Linked DNA regions of Homo sapiens: all the other regions are linked to region 3. A link is a contact called in ENCODE Hi-C or POLR2A ChIA-PET data. All regions are on one chromosome and are shown on one strand. The core of a region is the stretch at or near the end of the contact, and the rest is flanking DNA. Distances in the headings are between cores, read along the strand shown.

Evidence for each region. A loop is a pair of places that touch in the nucleus more often than their neighbours do. ChIA-PET counts read pairs that join two places held with the same protein, here RNA polymerase II (POLR2A). Pooled maps may share reads with other maps.
Region 1: a map of CD8-positive, alpha-beta T cell shows a loop between it and region 3 (6-fold over the local background). The contact joins the enhancer-like site here to the promoter of JUN in region 3. A Hi-C loop is called at or near these places in 2 of 168 maps with a recorded cell type or tissue (CD8-positive, alpha-beta T cell and naive thymus-derived CD4-positive, alpha-beta T cell) and 4 of 50 pooled maps.
Region 2: a pooled map shows a loop between it and region 3 (10-fold over the local background). The contact joins the promoter of MIER1 here to the promoter of JUN in region 3. A Hi-C loop is called at or near these places in 2 of 50 pooled maps. POLR2A ChIA-PET finds 5 or more read pairs at or near these places in 2 of 52 experiments (T-cell and activated CD4-positive, alpha-beta T cell).

Annotation. Positions count from the first base shown.
Region 1 is chr1:65,063,421-65,066,120 of GRCh38, reverse strand. It overlaps a transcript of JAK1 not described here. Among named protein-coding and RNA genes, the nearest start is that of MIR101-1, 6.3 kb to the right of the region's middle. Within about 2 kb of position 1,403, at least 3 of the 41 ENCODE cell types and tissues checked have a DNase peak (open chromatin) inside an H3K27ac peak, as active enhancers do; they include CD8-positive, alpha-beta T cell, where a contact is called at or near this core.
Region 2 is chr1:66,923,731-66,926,430 of GRCh38, reverse strand. It overlaps MIER1 (MIER1 transcriptional regulator), which reads right to left and starts at 1,441. Exons shown (of 14, transcript NM_001077700.3): 1 at 1,336-1,441; 2 at 189-289. The coding sequence starts at 1,402. It overlaps DNAI4 (dynein axonemal intermediate chain 4), which reads left to right and starts at 1,575. Exons shown (of 17, transcript NM_024763.5): 1 at 1,575-1,769. The coding sequence starts at 1,600. RefSeq lists enhancers at 1,143-1,422, 1,713-1,872 and a silencer at 1,453-1,572.
Region 3 is chr1:58,782,603-58,785,414 of GRCh38, reverse strand. It overlaps JUN (Jun proto-oncogene, AP-1 transcription factor subunit), which reads left to right and starts at 1,368. Exons shown (of 1, transcript NM_002228.4): 1 at 1,368-2,812. The coding sequence starts at 2,345. JUN-DT (JUN divergent transcript) reads right to left here and starts at 264. Exons shown (of 2, transcript NR_108106.1): 1 at 110-264. RefSeq lists enhancers at 177-922, 1,149-1,408, 923-1,670.

The DNA.
Region 1 (2,700 bases), core at 154-2,653, 6.3 Mb before region 3:
GTGAGCTGAGAAACCAGGGAATCCCCTGCTCTCCAGGGTTCTTAGTTAGTCCTCTCCGCAATCCCAGCATTGGCCAAAAATTGCTGCTTTCACCTGCTGATTTAATTTGGCATGTCTGTCCCCAGCCCCCCTTTCCCCCGGCAAGTTGTGATCTGCAGATGTTTTGGGATTTTCTCTTCCCTCTGGACCTGTCCCCCACCAACCAGCAAATAGCTCCTGGGCCTAGGTTGAGGGAGAGAGAGAAGTGACCCCCTTTGGCCAGTGCGCTGTTTTTTATTCCCCTCTGGGTCTTCTAATGGAATCTGCTGTCCCTCCGTAGCCCCCTTTATTTTCCCCTTAAGCTTAACCCAGAGCCAGGCCTAAGCAGCCTGTCTCTGGCTTTCTTTCCCCAGGCCCCACCCTGGCCCCTTTTGCTTTTCCAGCGCCAAAAAAAACGCCTCCCAAGCAGAAGACACACCCAGCCCAAGTCTAACCATTCCAAAAGGGAGGAAAACACAGAGGAAGAGCAGGGACCCAAGGGTCTCCTGTCCTGAATATTCCAACAGCGTTTCCCTCTAAAAGCCTCCTAGCTTTATAATCCCTTTATTCTGCTTACCAGTCGACCCTCCCCTCCTCTTTGCCCCTTGTTCTGTGATAGATATTTGGGGAGAGGGGTGGAGAAAGAGGTTGTCACCCTCTGTTCCTTACAGTGAGGCATTTTTCTTTTTCTCAGTCTTTTCATTTATTAGATGTTTAGCATGTAAAATATGTAAATCTGTTTGCAGGCTTATTTGAACTTGTTTTCTTGCTGGCTAAGGAATAGCTGATATTCTATAAAGGGAAGGAGGGGGGAAAAGATCAAAAGTAACACTCTGAGTTTTCCCCATTTGAGCATCCCCAGAGTTGCCAGAGAAGACCCTCCTATAAAAACCAACAGTCTCCCTTCCATGACATCACCACCTAAGCCCTTCCAACTTTAGCTTCAGAACAGGAAGAAGGCTCAAAATAGAACTACCTTAGGAATCCAGCTCCTTGAAAAGATCAACTTTTAAATCAGCTGCAGGAGGAACACAATGAACTTTGACATGGGGAGTGAGAAGGGAGAGAAGACTGTATAGTGTTCATAATTGGTTCCTTTGAGGGAGGGTTGGGGGATACTTACCGTGTATTTCAGAAAAGCTTTCCTCTAGAGTTGGGTACCTAGACCACTGAATGATAAATAGGATGGTTCAAGATTCATTTATTGAATTATTCATAAGTTTTTGTACGTCAACAATAACAAGCACGTTTCAGAATATGAATTAAAGAGGGGCCTCTCTGCAGAATCTGCTCTAGATAGAGAAGGTTGTTTCAGGAAGCTAGGAGGGCACTTGAAGACAGAGAACCTGAGGATGCAGTGACAGCTGCTGTGAGTATGTAAGTTGAGAGGCTCATAAACAATAATTGTGATAAACAATAATTGTAACTTTTGTAGGTGACTGATACCCTGGACAAAGAAGTAAGGATGTCAGGATTTTCCACCTCTACCTTGGAAATTAACTTCTTGTCTTTGAATCTCACTCAGTGTCTCCATTCAGTCCCTGAATTGAGATATGCTTTCCTCTCTGAGCTAAAATACTCAGTCTTTTGGAAGGGCTACCTAATAAACGATAATCACTGAAGTGTTGACAACTTAAAGATTGGAAGTGGAGCAGAAAATACTTGGTATAATTTGAGCACTTGGTGGGTGCTGTAAGATGACTTTCTGGTTGATGGGGTAACATCTTTTACTCTGGTTCGGGTTTAAAAGAATCCAGGTGACAGAGACAGGATACCTGCCCTAATATGGTAGCCACTAGCCACGTGGCTATTAACCACCTGAAATATGGCTAGGGTGAGGAAGAGCTCAATTTTAAATTTTATTTAATTTTAGACTTTGATAACTTGATTTAGTTATTGGAAAGCTTATTTATATTTGGAAACATACTTGAGCTTACGCATCTACTTTTGAAACTAAGTGTTTTGAAATCCAAACGCAAATTAAGTATTTTGATGAAAATTTAGAATTGGGATATGTAAGTGCAAAGTAATCTTCAGATTTCAAAGAATGCAAAAAAAGTAGAATAGCCCATTAATTTTATGTTGATTCCATGTTCAGATGATAATATTTTAGATATATTGGGTTAAATGAATATGCTATTAATTCCACCTGTTTATTAGTGTGGCTACTAGAGAATTAAAAATTACATGTGTAGCTTGCATTATATACTTCATTGGACAGCTCAGGCCTGCATTACTCCTTTTCATCTATGAATTAATTTCTTTTCTTTTTTTCTTTCTTTTTTTTTTTTTTTTTTTGAGATAGAGTCTCTCTCTGTCTTCCAGGCTGGAGTGCAGTGACGCGATCTTGGCTCACTGCAACCTCCACCTCCCAGGTTCAAGCGATCCTCTTGTCTCAGCCTCCAGAGTAGCTGGGACTACAGGTGTGTGCCACCACGCCCGGCAGATTTTTTGTATTTTTAGTAGAGATGGGGTTTCCCCACGTTGGCCAGGCTGGTCTTGAACTCCTAAGCTCGGGTGATCCATCCGCCTTGGCCTCCCAAACTGCTGGGATTACAGGCATGAGCCACTGTGCCTAGCCCCATGGATTAATTTCAAAAGTGGTGACTGTATGAAATATTGTTATTTCATGTTTGTGTTTCTATTTTCCACTGCTGTGTTCCATGTGATGATTGGGGACCC
Region 2 (2,700 bases), core at 192-2,691, 8.1 Mb before region 3:
GAATATTACAAACTATGATTATGGTTTTTACATTGATGACATGTTATTTTTATCTCACCCAAATTCTGGAAATTTTTGGCCCATCAGTTCTCAAACACTGGAACATATAAGAAGAGTAATATAATCTTATATTACTTGAGGGAGTTTGGATTTTCCCTCCCTTAATCTCCAAGTGTACCCCTGCCTACCAGCATCACATCCGTCTTGTCTGCATTGAACCTCAACCAGTTGGTTCTTAACCACGTCCGAAACTCAGCCAGGCACTGGGAGAATCGAGCGACCACACCATCTGGATCAAAGGAAAGAGAGCCTCAGTAGCAAGGAGACAGAAACGATGATACAAGCTCACCATCCACCCTGTTTCGCATTTTTAAAAAGATGGTCGGGAATCAGGACAAGGATCCCATGACAATTTTAGAAAAACATTTAATGAGCCTTAAGTCATGCAATTTGTAACTAATGATAAAGGAATAAAAGCGACCCAATAAATAGGTCGCCTCATTCCACCCATAAGTGAAGAAGGTTCAGTCAACTCCGGGTCATCTTGGTGAAGCGGCCTCAATAGCCAAGTCAATCTTGTAATTACATAAGTTCTTCTGCAGAAATGCAGAATTCTAGCGTTGGAGGAAGCTTTAAATAGGGAAAACTGAAGCCCAGAGAGGGATAGTGACTCGCTCAAGGTTACACAGCATGCAGGGACCACAGATAGGCTCCAGGCCAGGGACCTAGCCACTACAAGCTGAAAGAACAAGAGTAAAGAGCGGCGGGCATCTGTCCCAAGGGATCCTCCCACGCGCTAGGAGGACCTCGTTTCCTTACAGTAATACCCTATTCGAGTCTCTCCTCCCTCCCTGACTCCATCCGAAAAGGGCAAGTTGGCCCAGGGCGCTGCTCACCATAAAGGCTGCAGTGCAAGCGAGAGCCTCCCGGGGATGGGACACAAGTGAGGGAAATACAGGAGAAAGAGGCGGAGCCACAGCAGGGTGGTCAGCTTAGCCCCACCCCGACTGGGATCAGGGACCGAAGCGAACGGGGCGAGGCGAACTCACTCCGCAGCGGATTCCCAGCGCGGCGCCACCACCGCGAAGGCAAAAAGGCGGCGCTGGGAGGCAGTCGATGGCCAGAGGGAGGAAGCTGCGCATGCGCCTTTGGCAGCCGGCGGAGAGCAAGCCAGGCGCGTTCTGCGGCAGCCCCTCCCCGGAAGTTAAGGGTCTTCCGGGCGGTACACTGCCGTGGGGGAGGGGAAGGAGAGAAAGGGGACTGAGGACACCTCAGGAGCCCCTCATCCCAAACTGGAATAGAAGGGGAGAGATGGCTTGTGGAGGCTGCACTTACAGCCGCTGCCGCTGCTGCCGCCGCCACCTTCGCTGCTGCCGCCACCGCCTGAAGAAGCCCCATCCATCCGCCTGCAGCCGGGAGACTCAGAGCCTGGGAGGGGCCTGAGGCCCGGGCCGCCCGCCTCCTTCTTCCAGTCGTCGTCCGGAGCTTCCTCCAGCTCCACCAACCCTCTGCCCTCCCCTCCGCCTCCGCCCTCCTCCTCGGCCTCGTGCCGCCAGCCAACCGCGCGGCCGCTTGTTGAGCCAGGGCTCCACCGTCGCCATGACGCCCGGCAAACATTCCGGAGCCTCGGCCCGAGCCGCTAACGGAGGAGCTTGGGGGTACAGGGACTTCAGAGGCGGCCAAAAAAAGGGGTGGTGCACCACTCCCCAGCTGGTCGCCACCATGCCAGTCTCTCCGGCAGGCAGTCACAAGCAGCAGAACTTCGGGTTGTAAGTTCCGGCGCTAAAAACCGTAGTCCATCCCCCTGGGACCCGGAGGGAGCCCTTCTATTAATAGATACCATTTCTGGATTTGGAAAGGGGCCCTACCCTAACTGGGTTCAGTCTGTAGACCTTGAAGCTCCTAGGCCACAATGTCTCCTTTATCGACCTACCGCAGTCTTTAAAAGAATCTCTACTGGGCTGGGCGCGGTGGCTCACACCTGTAATCCCGGCACTTTGGGAGGCCGAGTGGGGTGGATCACCTGAGGTCAGAAGTTAGCGTCCAGGCTGGCCAACATGGTGAAACCCCGTCTGTACTAAAAATACAAAAAGTTAGCCGGACGTGGTGGCACATGCCTGTAATCCCAGCTACTTGGGAGGCTGAGGCAGGAGAATCCCTTGAACCCGGAAGGCGGAGGTTGCAGTAAGCCGAGATCGTGCCGTTGCACTCGAGCCTGAGCAACAGAGCGAGACTCTGTCTAAAAAATAAGATAAAATAAATCTCTATTGCTGTGCTTGCTGTGTGAGAAAAGACCTGGTTTAGAACCATCGTTCTAGCACTTCTAGTTTGTTAAGGCCTGCAGTCTCTCAAGCTTGATGCTTTCATGCTGTGCCCAGACGTTCAAGAGCCTCAGCTTCTGTGAGCCACCAGGCCGAACATTGCTGTGCTCTGTAGTAGAGGTATTTTATTGTCGTCTCGTCAATACCATCTTACTTTAAAACTAATTCCTGCTTCCAACATTCTGTTGTTATGCAGCAGTTGAACAAGACTGTAGAAAAGCACACAGCTGTGTGGACTTGTCTTACTTTAAATGGTTCCTTAGCGCTGCCCGTAATGCTGCCCACTAAGTTCCCCCAAAATTCCCTAAGTAATTTGTTTTCTCTTCCCCTCTCCAATCTCCTCCACCTCAGCTAATCTTTCTTCAGCGGAACTTGTTGA
Region 3 (2,812 bases), core at 119-2,618:
GAAAGAACCAGGATTCCCGACTTCGGGATTCTTTCCACCACACACTTTCGTCCCTAAGGGGTGGGGGGCGGGGGGAGAATAAAATAACCGCGGAAAAGGAACCACTTACATGTGTCTAGCGCTTCCTAGAGGCTACCCAGGATATGCGCCCACCACCCGGCCGGGAGTGCAGAGATTTGAAGTCCAGGTTCTACCCCGGGCTCCGAGTACTACTGCGTGACTTTATGCGAGTGTCCGCCGCCTTCTGGGCTTGTTTTCCCGGAAGCAACTCGGCGCGGATGGAGTGTGTGTGTGCGCGCGCGCGCGCGTTATGTTGTGCGTGTTGTGTTAAGCGTGTGCGTGTTGTCCGGGGGCGGGAGGGGGAGTAGACTAACACCGGGGTTCCCCGAGTTTCGGATCGCCTACACGCTTGTTCCCATCTGGACCCTGTTACCCACCAATTGCGCCCACTATAAAAACTGCCCCTCCGAGGCAAAGCTGTGAACCCCCGCGCCCTTTCCCCCACGGTCCCGGAGGATGAAGTGGGGTGCAACGGAGACTCAGCTGAGCGTCCAGTTTCGGGCAATACAAATCTCTCGGCTTCTACGAGCAGCCAGACGACCCCGCGGACCGTCGCTCCTGAACTTGACCGAGATGCAAACTTCGGAGTGTTCTCAACGTGGGGGGCCGACTCTCGGGAGACCGCCCCTAAACTTAAGTCCCCTTAGGCTCGCCCCCACCTGGGACTTCACAGAGCCACCTTAAGGGCGGTATTCCCGCCCCCCCGGAAGTGCGGGGGGGTGGCAGCGTACTTGGATTCTCAGCCTCCAGCCCCGCGCGGTGGCGGCCGCCGGTGGATGACTTCGGGCCCCACAAGTGGGGAAACAACAACCACCCCTCGCCCGCACCCCTGGCCCAAAACAACTGGCCAGGTTCCCTGGCCTCCCGGGTCCCTGCATCCCCCGCATCCCCGTCCGCAGCCGTGAACTTGAGCCCCCCTCCATCAGAGGTTGCGAGCGTCCGCCCGCTCGCGGCAGCCACCGTCACTAGACAGTCAAACCCCAAGACGTCAGCCCACAATGCACCGGGCGGGCCGGGAAAAACGGCCCGGGGAGGGGACCGGGGAAGAGAGGGCCGAGAGGCGTGCGGCAGGGGGGAGGGTAGGAGAAAGAAGGGCCCGACTGTAGGAGGGCAGCGGAGCATTACCTCATCCCGTGAGCCTCCGCGGGCCCAGAGAAGAATCTTCTAGGGTGGAGTCTCCATGGTGACGGGCGGGCCCGCCCCCCTGAGAGCGACGCGAGCCAATGGGAAGGCCTTGGGGTGACATCATGGGCTATTTTTAGGGGTTGACTGGTAGCAGATAAGTGTTGAGCTCGGGCTGGATAAGGGCTCAGAGTTGCACTGAGTGTGGCTGAAGCAGCGAGGCGGGAGTGGAGGTGCGCGGAGTCAGGCAGACAGACAGACACAGCCAGCCAGCCAGGTCGGCAGTATAGTCCGAACTGCAAATCTTATTTTCTTTTCACCTTCTCTCTAACTGCCCAGAGCTAGCGCCTGTGGCTCCCGGGCTGGTGTTTCGGGAGTGTCCAGAGAGCCTGGTCTCCAGCCGCCCCCGGGAGGAGAGCCCTGCTGCCCAGGCGCTGTTGACAGCGGCGGAAAGCAGCGGTACCCACGCGCCCGCCGGGGGAAGTCGGCGAGCGGCTGCAGCAGCAAAGAACTTTCCCGGCTGGGAGGACCGGAGACAAGTGGCAGAGTCCCGGAGCCAACTTTTGCAAGCCTTTCCTGCGTCTTAGGCTTCTCCACGGCGGTAAAGACCAGAAGGCGGCGGAGAGCCACGCAAGAGAAGAAGGACGTGCGCTCAGCTTCGCTCGCACCGGTTGTTGAACTTGGGCGAGCGCGAGCCGCGGCTGCCGGGCGCCCCCTCCCCCTAGCAGCGGAGGAGGGGACAAGTCGTCGGAGTCCGGGCGGCCAAGACCCGCCGCCGGCCGGCCACTGCAGGGTCCGCACTGATCCGCTCCGCGGGGAGAGCCGCTGCTCTGGGAAGTGAGTTCGCCTGCGGACTCCGAGGAACCGCTGCGCACGAAGAGCGCTCAGTGAGTGACCGCGACTTTTCAAAGCCGGGTAGCGCGCGCGAGTCGACAAGTAAGAGTGCGGGAGGCATCTTAATTAACCCTGCGCTCCCTGGAGCGAGCTGGTGAGGAGGGCGCAGCGGGGACGACAGCCAGCGGGTGCGTGCGCTCTTAGAGAAACTTTCCCTGTCAAAGGCTCCGGGGGGCGCGGGTGTCCCCCGCTTGCCACAGCCCTGTTGCGGCCCCGAAACTTGTGCGCGCAGCCCAAACTAACCTCACGTGAAGTGACGGACTGTTCTATGACTGCAAAGATGGAAACGACCTTCTATGACGATGCCCTCAACGCCTCGTTCCTCCCGTCCGAGAGCGGACCTTATGGCTACAGTAACCCCAAGATCCTGAAACAGAGCATGACCCTGAACCTGGCCGACCCAGTGGGGAGCCTGAAGCCGCACCTCCGCGCCAAGAACTCGGACCTCCTCACCTCGCCCGACGTGGGGCTGCTCAAGCTGGCGTCGCCCGAGCTGGAGCGCCTGATAATCCAGTCCAGCAACGGGCACATCACCACCACGCCGACCCCCACCCAGTTCCTGTGCCCCAAGAACGTGACAGATGAGCAGGAGGGCTTCGCCGAGGGCTTCGTGCGCGCCCTGGCCGAACTGCACAGCCAGAACACGCTGCCCAGCGTCACGTCGGCGGCGCAGCCGGTCAACGGGGCAGGCATGGTGGCTCCCGCGGTAGCCTCGGTGGCAGGGGGCAGCGGCAGC